Regions from separate parts of the Homo sapiens genome. Here regions 1 and 2 are each linked to region 3. A link is an interaction called in ENCODE POLR2A ChIA-PET data of the cell type or tissue named here. Cell type or tissue: OCI-LY7. All regions are shown on one strand. Region 1 overlaps ZC3H12D (zinc finger CCCH-type containing 12D). Region 2 overlaps TAB2 (TGF-beta activated kinase 1 (MAP3K7) binding protein 2). Region 3 has its middle 79 kb from the start of UST-AS2.

Region 1 (2,500 bases), 340 kb before region 3:
GGTTCCGCTCTGTCATCTGTCACCCAGGCTGGAGTGCAGTAGTGCAATCAGGGCTCACTGCAGCTTTGACTTCCCAGGCTCAAGCAATCCTTGTGCCTCAGCCTCCTGAGTAGCTGGGACTACAGTTGTGCCACCACGTCCAGCTAATTTTTTCTATTTTTTGTAAAGACCCAAAGCGTTGGGATTACAGGCATGAGCCACCTCAACGGGCCTTTATTTTTTTTATTTTAATTTTTATTATTATTATTTTTGAAACGGAGTCTCGCTCTGTCACCCAGGCTGGAGTGCAGTGGCGCAATCTTGGCTCACTACATGCTCCACTGCCTCCCAGGTTCATGCCATTCTCCTGCCTCAGCCTCCCAAGTAGCTGGGACTACAGGCGCCCGCCACCACATCTGGCTAACTTTTTGTATTTTTAGTAGAGATGGGGTTTCACCGTGTTAGCCAGGATGGTCTCGATCTCCTGACCTTGTGATCCCCGCCTCAGCCTCCCAAAGTGCTGGGATTATAGGCGTGAGCCACCGCGCCTGGCCCCGGGCCTTTATTTTTATTTTTAACCTTTTGACAAGACACGCTTTCTATTAGAGCTGCTTTTTGTCTCCCTGGTTCGATTTCCTGATGTAGAATCATTGTGTTGCTGATTTTTCAGTTGAAAATGTTTAAACTGCTTCCTTTGAGAACAAGTTTGAGTTTTAGTAAGCTGTAAAGCTGTTTTATTTGATTCACTGTGAATAAGACAAGTACAAAAAAAAAAGTGAAAACACAGCACATTTCAAGTGTAATCCCCTTTGGAATTTTTCCAAAGTCTTAGTATATGTCTTTGTGACAGAAAAACATAGATGGGACAGGTAAATGAAATGTTCCTAGTTGCATAGCTGTTAACCATGCTTCAAAAATAAATCATTTTTTACCACACCTGGATTCTTTATTGTCAAATTGTCTATTAGTTTCTCCTACTGGCTTTCCCCTAGATTGGTCTGTTCTGTTAAAAATTGTGGGTTTAGACTGGGCACGATGGCTCATGTCTGTAATCCCAGCACTTTGGTGGGCTTCATGAGTTCAGGAGTTCGAGACCAGCCTGGTCAACCTGGTGAGACCCTGTCTCTACTAAAAATACAAAAATTAGCTGGGTCCGTGGTGGGGCACACCTGTAATCCCAGTTGCTCGGGAGGCTGAGGCAGGAGAATCACCTTGAACCCAGGAGGCAGAGGTTGTAGTGAGCTGAGACTGTGCCACTGCGCTCTGCACTCCAGCCTGAGCGACAGAGTGAGACTCTGTCTCAAAAAACAAAAAAAAGTAGGCGTGAAGAAGACTGAGGTTGTGGCCAGTCTCAGCAGCCGCAGTTCTGTGTTGTTCCACCTGGGGGGATGTGAGGGGCTCAAATCCACCTTTTCCAGGAGAAGCAGTGAGGCCATGGCAAGGACCTCCCTTTGCTGGATGTGCAGCAGGCAGTTCCCAAGGACACAGGCTGCTTGCCCATTTCCTAGACTTCTAAAATCCTCATTATAGAACTATGAAGCCATCTCATAGAAGCTGCTCTTCTTGTTCAAACATGCAGCAGAGCTCTCCTCGACTGATCAAACCAGAGGCTGTTGCCATCTTGGGTTTGCCCTGAGGCAGCCTTCCCAGAGGCCTCTGGAAGGGGGTTTGGGGTAGAACTGTAGAATGTCAGGGGTTGAGGAGTAGAAGCAAGACAAGCCACTCTAATTGGCATTCTTCCAAATAAAATGGATCCAGCTTTGGTTTGACATTGAGCTCAGCTGAGGAGCCATGCCCCAGCTGCGGCTGGCATGGACACAGCTCAGATGAGGCCACAGAGGCTGTGGGCTTCCGGGGAAAAAGTCCATCTATGGGGTGGGGTGGGGAGAATACCGTAGAAGTCAGGGATGGGGGGAGGGAGGCATTAAGGTAAAGAAGATACAAGCTAGGAGTGATCGGGAGTGGGGTTCTGGGAACTGGAGCAATTCCTTGGAATCACAGATCCCACCAGGAGGGATTGCACAGAGCCGGGACCAGCGGCATAATCTGTGGGACTCTATGCAAAATCAAACTGCAAGGTTCCCTGTTCAAAATGTGTAACAATTTCAAGATGTCGGCAGAGCATGAAACCAAACATGGGTTCCTTCGAAGCGTAGGGCCCTGTGCGATGGCACAGGTCACATGCCCAGGAATCTAGCCCCCCATGGAGTTACCCAAAACACAAGCAAGAGAACATTCTCAGTGCCGAGAGTATGTTCAGAACAAAACATTGACTGAAAGAAGTCAGAGGCCAAGATGCATGTGCTTCATAGCTAGAAAAGGCCATGGCGTCGGAGCAGGTGCTGGTCCCCCAGCCTCTACCTGAGGGTTTGCTTGCTGCAGCCACCTGAGGACTAAGTGGGGCTCCCTTGGCTTTCCCTGGAAGGGGCTAAAGGGGAGAAGTCAAGGGGCTTGGGCAAATCACACTCTGGATTGTCCACTTCCAAATGAGTGAGAGATGTCAGTCTGGGTAGCTCTAGAA
Region 2 (2,500 bases), 230 kb before region 3:
TTTCTGAAAACTTCTTTTCCGGTCAACACTCTGCATTCTAGTTTCTTAGAATTCTTATTTCTATGCCTCTTATTAATGTTAGCCAAAAGGATGTAGGTGTAAAGTTATAACATTCATTCTCTCACTTGTTCCTCTGGCATCTTATTTACACTCACAGCATAATCTAAGGAGAATCTCCTTTAAATTGTAGTTTAAGCTTTTTATTCTACTTGATGAAACTTAAAAGATTCCGAATCATAGATTTGATGTTGAAAGGAGCCTTATAGATTATCTAGTCCAACACCCTTATTTAATAGAAGAAAAACATAAAGTTCAAATAATATGTCAGTAGAATCTGAATAAAAGTTTAACACAAAAAATTAGCATTATTACTTATGAATCGTAAAGTAAATGCCTACATTTATATACAGTAAATATGAACAGAGCAATTAAACAAATTTCAAGAGTAATTATTGAGGCCGGGCATGGTGGCTCAGCACTTTGGGAGGCTGAGGCGGGTGGATCACCTGAGTGAGGTCAGGAGTTTGAGACCAGCTTGGCCAACATGGTAAAACCCCGTCTCTACTAAAAGTACAAAAATTAGCTGGGTGTGGTGGTGCACACCTGTAGTCCCAGCTACTAGGGAGGCTGAGGTAGGAGAATCGCTTGAACCTGGGAGGTGGAGGTTGCAGTGGGCTGCAATCGCACCACTGCACTCTGGCCTGGGCAACAGAGACTCCGTCTCAAAAAAAAAAAAAAATAAATAAATAAATAAATAAAAAAGATTAATTATTGGGCCGTGCTTCTTTCCTGTTAAAAAACACTTATCCCTATTTCTAAGAGAGTTTACTTATATGACAGTGTCAATGTATGAGTCCATTTATTAAAGTGGATTTAAAAATTACAGAATGGCAGACAAAAAAGTTAAAACCTACTTAATCCTACATATTTATGCATTAATTATATCTTAGATTTTTTTTCTTTTTTTCATTTTTTTTGAAACGGAGTCTCACTCTGTCACTCAGCTGGAGTGCAGTGGTGTGATCTTGGCTCACTGCAACCTCCGCTTCTGCAACCCCACTTCAAGCGATTCTCCTGCCTCAGCCTCCCAAGTAGCTGGGACTACAGGCGCGTGCCACCACACCCAGCTAAGTTTTGTATTTTTAGTAGAGCCAAGTTTCACCATGTTGGCCAGGATGGTCTTGATCTCCTTATCTCATGATCCGCCCGTCTCGGCCTCCCAAAGGGCTGGGATTACAGGCGTGAGCCACTGTGCCCGGTCATATCCTAGATTTTCTAACAAAATTACGCTATCTGTGCTTCCCACGTGAGTTGATGTCCTGACCCAGTCCAAAAGACAGAAACAGCACGGACTGCTTGCTACAGCACTTAGAACAGTGCCTGGCACATGGCAGCTCCCATTGCTGCTGAACAATTACTACTCTAAATATATTCACGTTATAATAAATATAGCCATAGGAATGATTCAACCATACAGAAAAGAATCCTGCTACAAGGTGAATTATCTCACTCTACCCCTTTTATTCTGTTTTCCAGGTTTGGTTCCATGAGTAGGATCACAACCTTCACTTATTTAGGCACACCTTTCCAATCGATAATTTCTGTTATCAATTCAGAAACACTAAGATCTCAATCAACATCAGTCTGTTAGGCTCCTTGTAGGTTGCTGTTAAGCTCCTTCTAGGTTTCATTTTAAAAGGAAATTTTACACTCCAACAACTTCCAAGCTTTCATGTGAAGCAAAAATATGTTGTTTCATCTTAATTGTACTTATGTTTAAACTTAAACTCTTCCAATACTAGTTTCCCTCCTCAACTTTCCATTTTTGTCAGAAATAGCAATTTCTTTTCAGCCTGCAAAGTGAAGTTACCTTAACTCTTCTCTCTTCTCTTTCTTTACCTTTACCCAACTCCTTGAAATCGCATCCATTTTGTAATTAACATTCCTTAAAATACAACTTCTAAGACTCTCCTCAATGGTTATTACAGTCAATACAGTCCACAATTACTTCCATAGTTCTGAAATAAAATGTCAGGACAAGATTTTTCCACGAAGCTTCATATGGAAACTCATTTGGTGGTGGCAAAAATCTGAGTTGAACCGATGTAAGGTTATTTACAGGCTTGATTTAGCCCACTTACTGTGAATATTTTCACCTTCACTGCAGAGATACTAGTGTCTAGTTACAGGATGATACCTCAGACCTTGCTGGGAGAGTTATGTAATATACAATATACACGTTACCTTTCCCAAATCCAAAAATGTTTGAATCCCAAAACACAGCTGGCCTCAGGGTTTCAGATAAAGCATTGTGGACCTGTATAATATTATTCTAGGAATCCTAATTTAGGCACCCTATACTTAACTTTCTTCCTGATACTCTCTCTTACCTGACTCCATGCATCTCAGCTCCCATACCACCAAGTTCTATTATTTTTTCTTTCCAATATCTCCTGCAATTTTACTCTATCTCTAACTGCTTACCACCCTATCCCTATCA
Region 3 (2,500 bases):
ATGCTCAGCATGTGGCAGCTGGAGAGAACAGCATCACCCTTTGTTGGCTCCTGGTTCTGGTGCCTAATTGTGTTCTAGATCTCGACAGGGCACGGCCAGTGGGGATTAAAACAGGACAGAAGATTCTCCTTTTTGCTATTTCCATTTTTTTAAAGGTTGCATTCTCAATATTCTAGTAGTCTAGCCTATCAGATCTCTGTGTGAATTTGAAAGTTAGATCGCAAAATTTCAGTCTCACACATTTTTTTTTCCATTTTAATTTTCGTTTAGGCTGTGAAACCTAGCTTAAAATAAACTTAGAGTAGTTTTTGTTTCTTACGGGAGATGGCATAGGCCTTAGATTATTTACTGTCTCTTTCTGAAGAATTTAACGCAAACATGGATATCAGACCAAATCATACAATTTATATCAACAATATGAATGACAAAATTAAAAAGGAAGAATTGAAGAGATGCCTATATGCCCTGTTTTCTCAGTTTGGTCATGTGGTGGACTTTGTGGCTTTAAAGACCATGAAGATGAGGGGCAGGGCTTTGTCATATTTAAGGAACTGGGCTCATCCACAAATGCTTAGAGACAGTCACAAGGATTTCCATTTTATGGTAAACCAATGCGAATACATATGCAAAAACAGATTTGGATATAATATCTGAAATGTGTGGCACTTTTGCTGACAAAGAAAAGAAAAAAGCCAAAACTGTGGAACAGACTGCAACAACCACAAACAAAAGGCCTGGCTAGGGAACTCCAAATTCAGCTAGTACCCAAGGAAATTCAACACCAAATCCTCAGGTCCTCGATTACCCTCCAAACTATATTTTATTCCTTAATAACTTACCAGAAGAGACTAATGAGATGATGTTATCCATGCTGTTTAATCAGTTCCCTGGCTTCAAGGAAGTATGTCTAGTACCAGGGAGGCATGACATTGCTTTTGTTGAATTTGAAAATGATGGGAAGGCTGGAGCTGCCAGGGATGCTTTACAGGGATTTAAGATCACAACATCCCATGCTATGAAGATCACCTATGCCAAGAAATAAAATTTGGGAGAGTCATCTTTAAAGGACTTGGTGTTATTTATAGTGTTTGTTTTGCTAACATTTGGTTGGGTCATTGTAATAGAGATTAGGGGAAGTGAAAGTGAAATTTTTGTGAAGGACTTAAATTATCTAGTATTTCTTTAGCCTTGGTGAATTATGAAATACGAAGGCCTTAATTTTGTACAATAAACTTTGATTTGTATTCTGTGAAAAATAAATAAATAAACTTAGAGCTACGCTTCATATGCATTCTCTGGGGATAATGCTATCAGATCAAGAATATCTTAGAGGTGTAATTGCATATATTCTCACTTGTCACCCACACCAAAGCCATGAGGTAGGTGGCACAGTTGAATCATTTTTGAACATAGAACATGCCATTTTGATTTAAAATCAAATTATGGCAACTAGAGCTGGGCATGGTGGCTCATGCTTGTAATCCCAACATCTTTGGAGGCCGAGGTGGGAGGATCACTTGAGTCCAAGAGTTCAAGACCAGCCTGGGCAACATAGAGAGACCCTTGTCTCTACAGAAAAAGAAAAAATTAGCTATGCATGGTGGCACAGCTGTAGTCCTAGCTACTTGGGAGTTGGAGGTAGGCGGATGGCTTGAGCTCAGAAGGTTGAGGCTGCAGTAAGTTGTGATCGTGCCACTGAACTCCAGCCTGGGCAACAGAACAAGACCTTGTCTCAAAAAAAGAAAAACAAAACAAAAACAAAAAACAAACAAAAACCAATAAATTGTGGCAACTAGGAAGAAAAAGGGTATGGAGAATCAATACCATTAAACATAGTCTCACTGATGACTTTTTTCCATACTTTTGGTTGAAGTATAAACATATAGATATATCATTCTAAAACCTACCATTTGTTAGGTGTTTTTTGTTCTGAGTAATCATAGCAAGCAGTTATGTTTGCAACCAACAGCCATTTGCACCTGTGCCCCCTGAGTCCCCTGTCCAGAGCCTCACCAGCAGAGCCACCTGTATTTAATACTGAAAACACTAGCTTTCCCAGCTCCCCTTATTGCCATCAGCATCTAGTTAAATCCCGGTGAATTAAACCAGAATGAAAGTCTTCCCTGGAGCTTCTGGAAAAAACCTTCTTCTTTAGTTAAAAGATCTATGCAAGGGAAAATTAGTGCCTCTTCCTTTTGGATAGAGACTGAGCTGCAGCAGTTCTCTTGCAACCTCGAAGGGACAATCCTGAGGATAAATGACAACTCACTGAAGGTAGCCGAGCAGAAAGATGACAGTCACCTGGGTTCTTTTCCACCTCATTAAGCCACTAAGCCAACACTGAAAATACCTACCTCTGGGCTTCTTGTTTTATGAGAAAACTAACATCTTTATTTTTCAAACCACATTTAGCATGATGTTACTTGCATCTAAAAGCATCCTTAATGATTCACCATATAAATGGTGTTGCTGTAGTTCACTGTCAGACTTAATTTCCTTT

Evidence for each region. ChIA-PET counts read pairs that join two places held together with the same protein. Peaks named below come from ENCODE experiments on the same cell type or tissue, not always from the same donor. Only the 100,000 strongest peaks of a DNase experiment are listed, where the experiment ranks them.
Region 1: POLR2A ChIA-PET joins it to region 3 with 5 read pairs; 3 of 35 experiments call an interaction of 5 or more read pairs at or near these places.
Region 2: POLR2A ChIA-PET joins it to region 3 with 5 read pairs; 5 of 35 experiments call an interaction of 5 or more read pairs at or near these places.

The regions. Positions count from the first base shown.
Region 1 is chr6:149,446,043-149,448,542 of GRCh38, reverse strand. It overlaps ZC3H12D (zinc finger CCCH-type containing 12D), which reads left to right. Exons shown (of 6, transcript NM_207360.3): 6 at 1-1,748. Among named protein-coding and RNA genes, the nearest start is that of ZC3H12D, 38 kb to the left of the region's middle. In OCI-LY7, no CTCF peak of the experiment used is centred here; no DNase peak of the experiment used is centred here.
Region 2 is chr6:149,337,845-149,340,344 of GRCh38, reverse strand. The region is part of intron 1 of TAB2 (TGF-beta activated kinase 1 (MAP3K7) binding protein 2); the gene reads right to left. Among named protein-coding and RNA genes, the nearest start is that of TAB2, 21 kb to the right of the region's middle. In OCI-LY7, no CTCF peak of the experiment used is centred here; no DNase peak of the experiment used is centred here.
Region 3 is chr6:149,110,551-149,113,050 of GRCh38, reverse strand. It overlaps the pseudogene LOC729200. Among named protein-coding and RNA genes, the nearest start is that of UST-AS2, 79 kb to the right of the region's middle. In OCI-LY7, CTCF peaks have their summits at 1,208 and 1,410; DNase peaks (open chromatin) are centred at 1,140, 1,990 and 2,300; H3K4me3 peaks cover 1,644 bases; H3K27ac peaks cover 2,157 bases.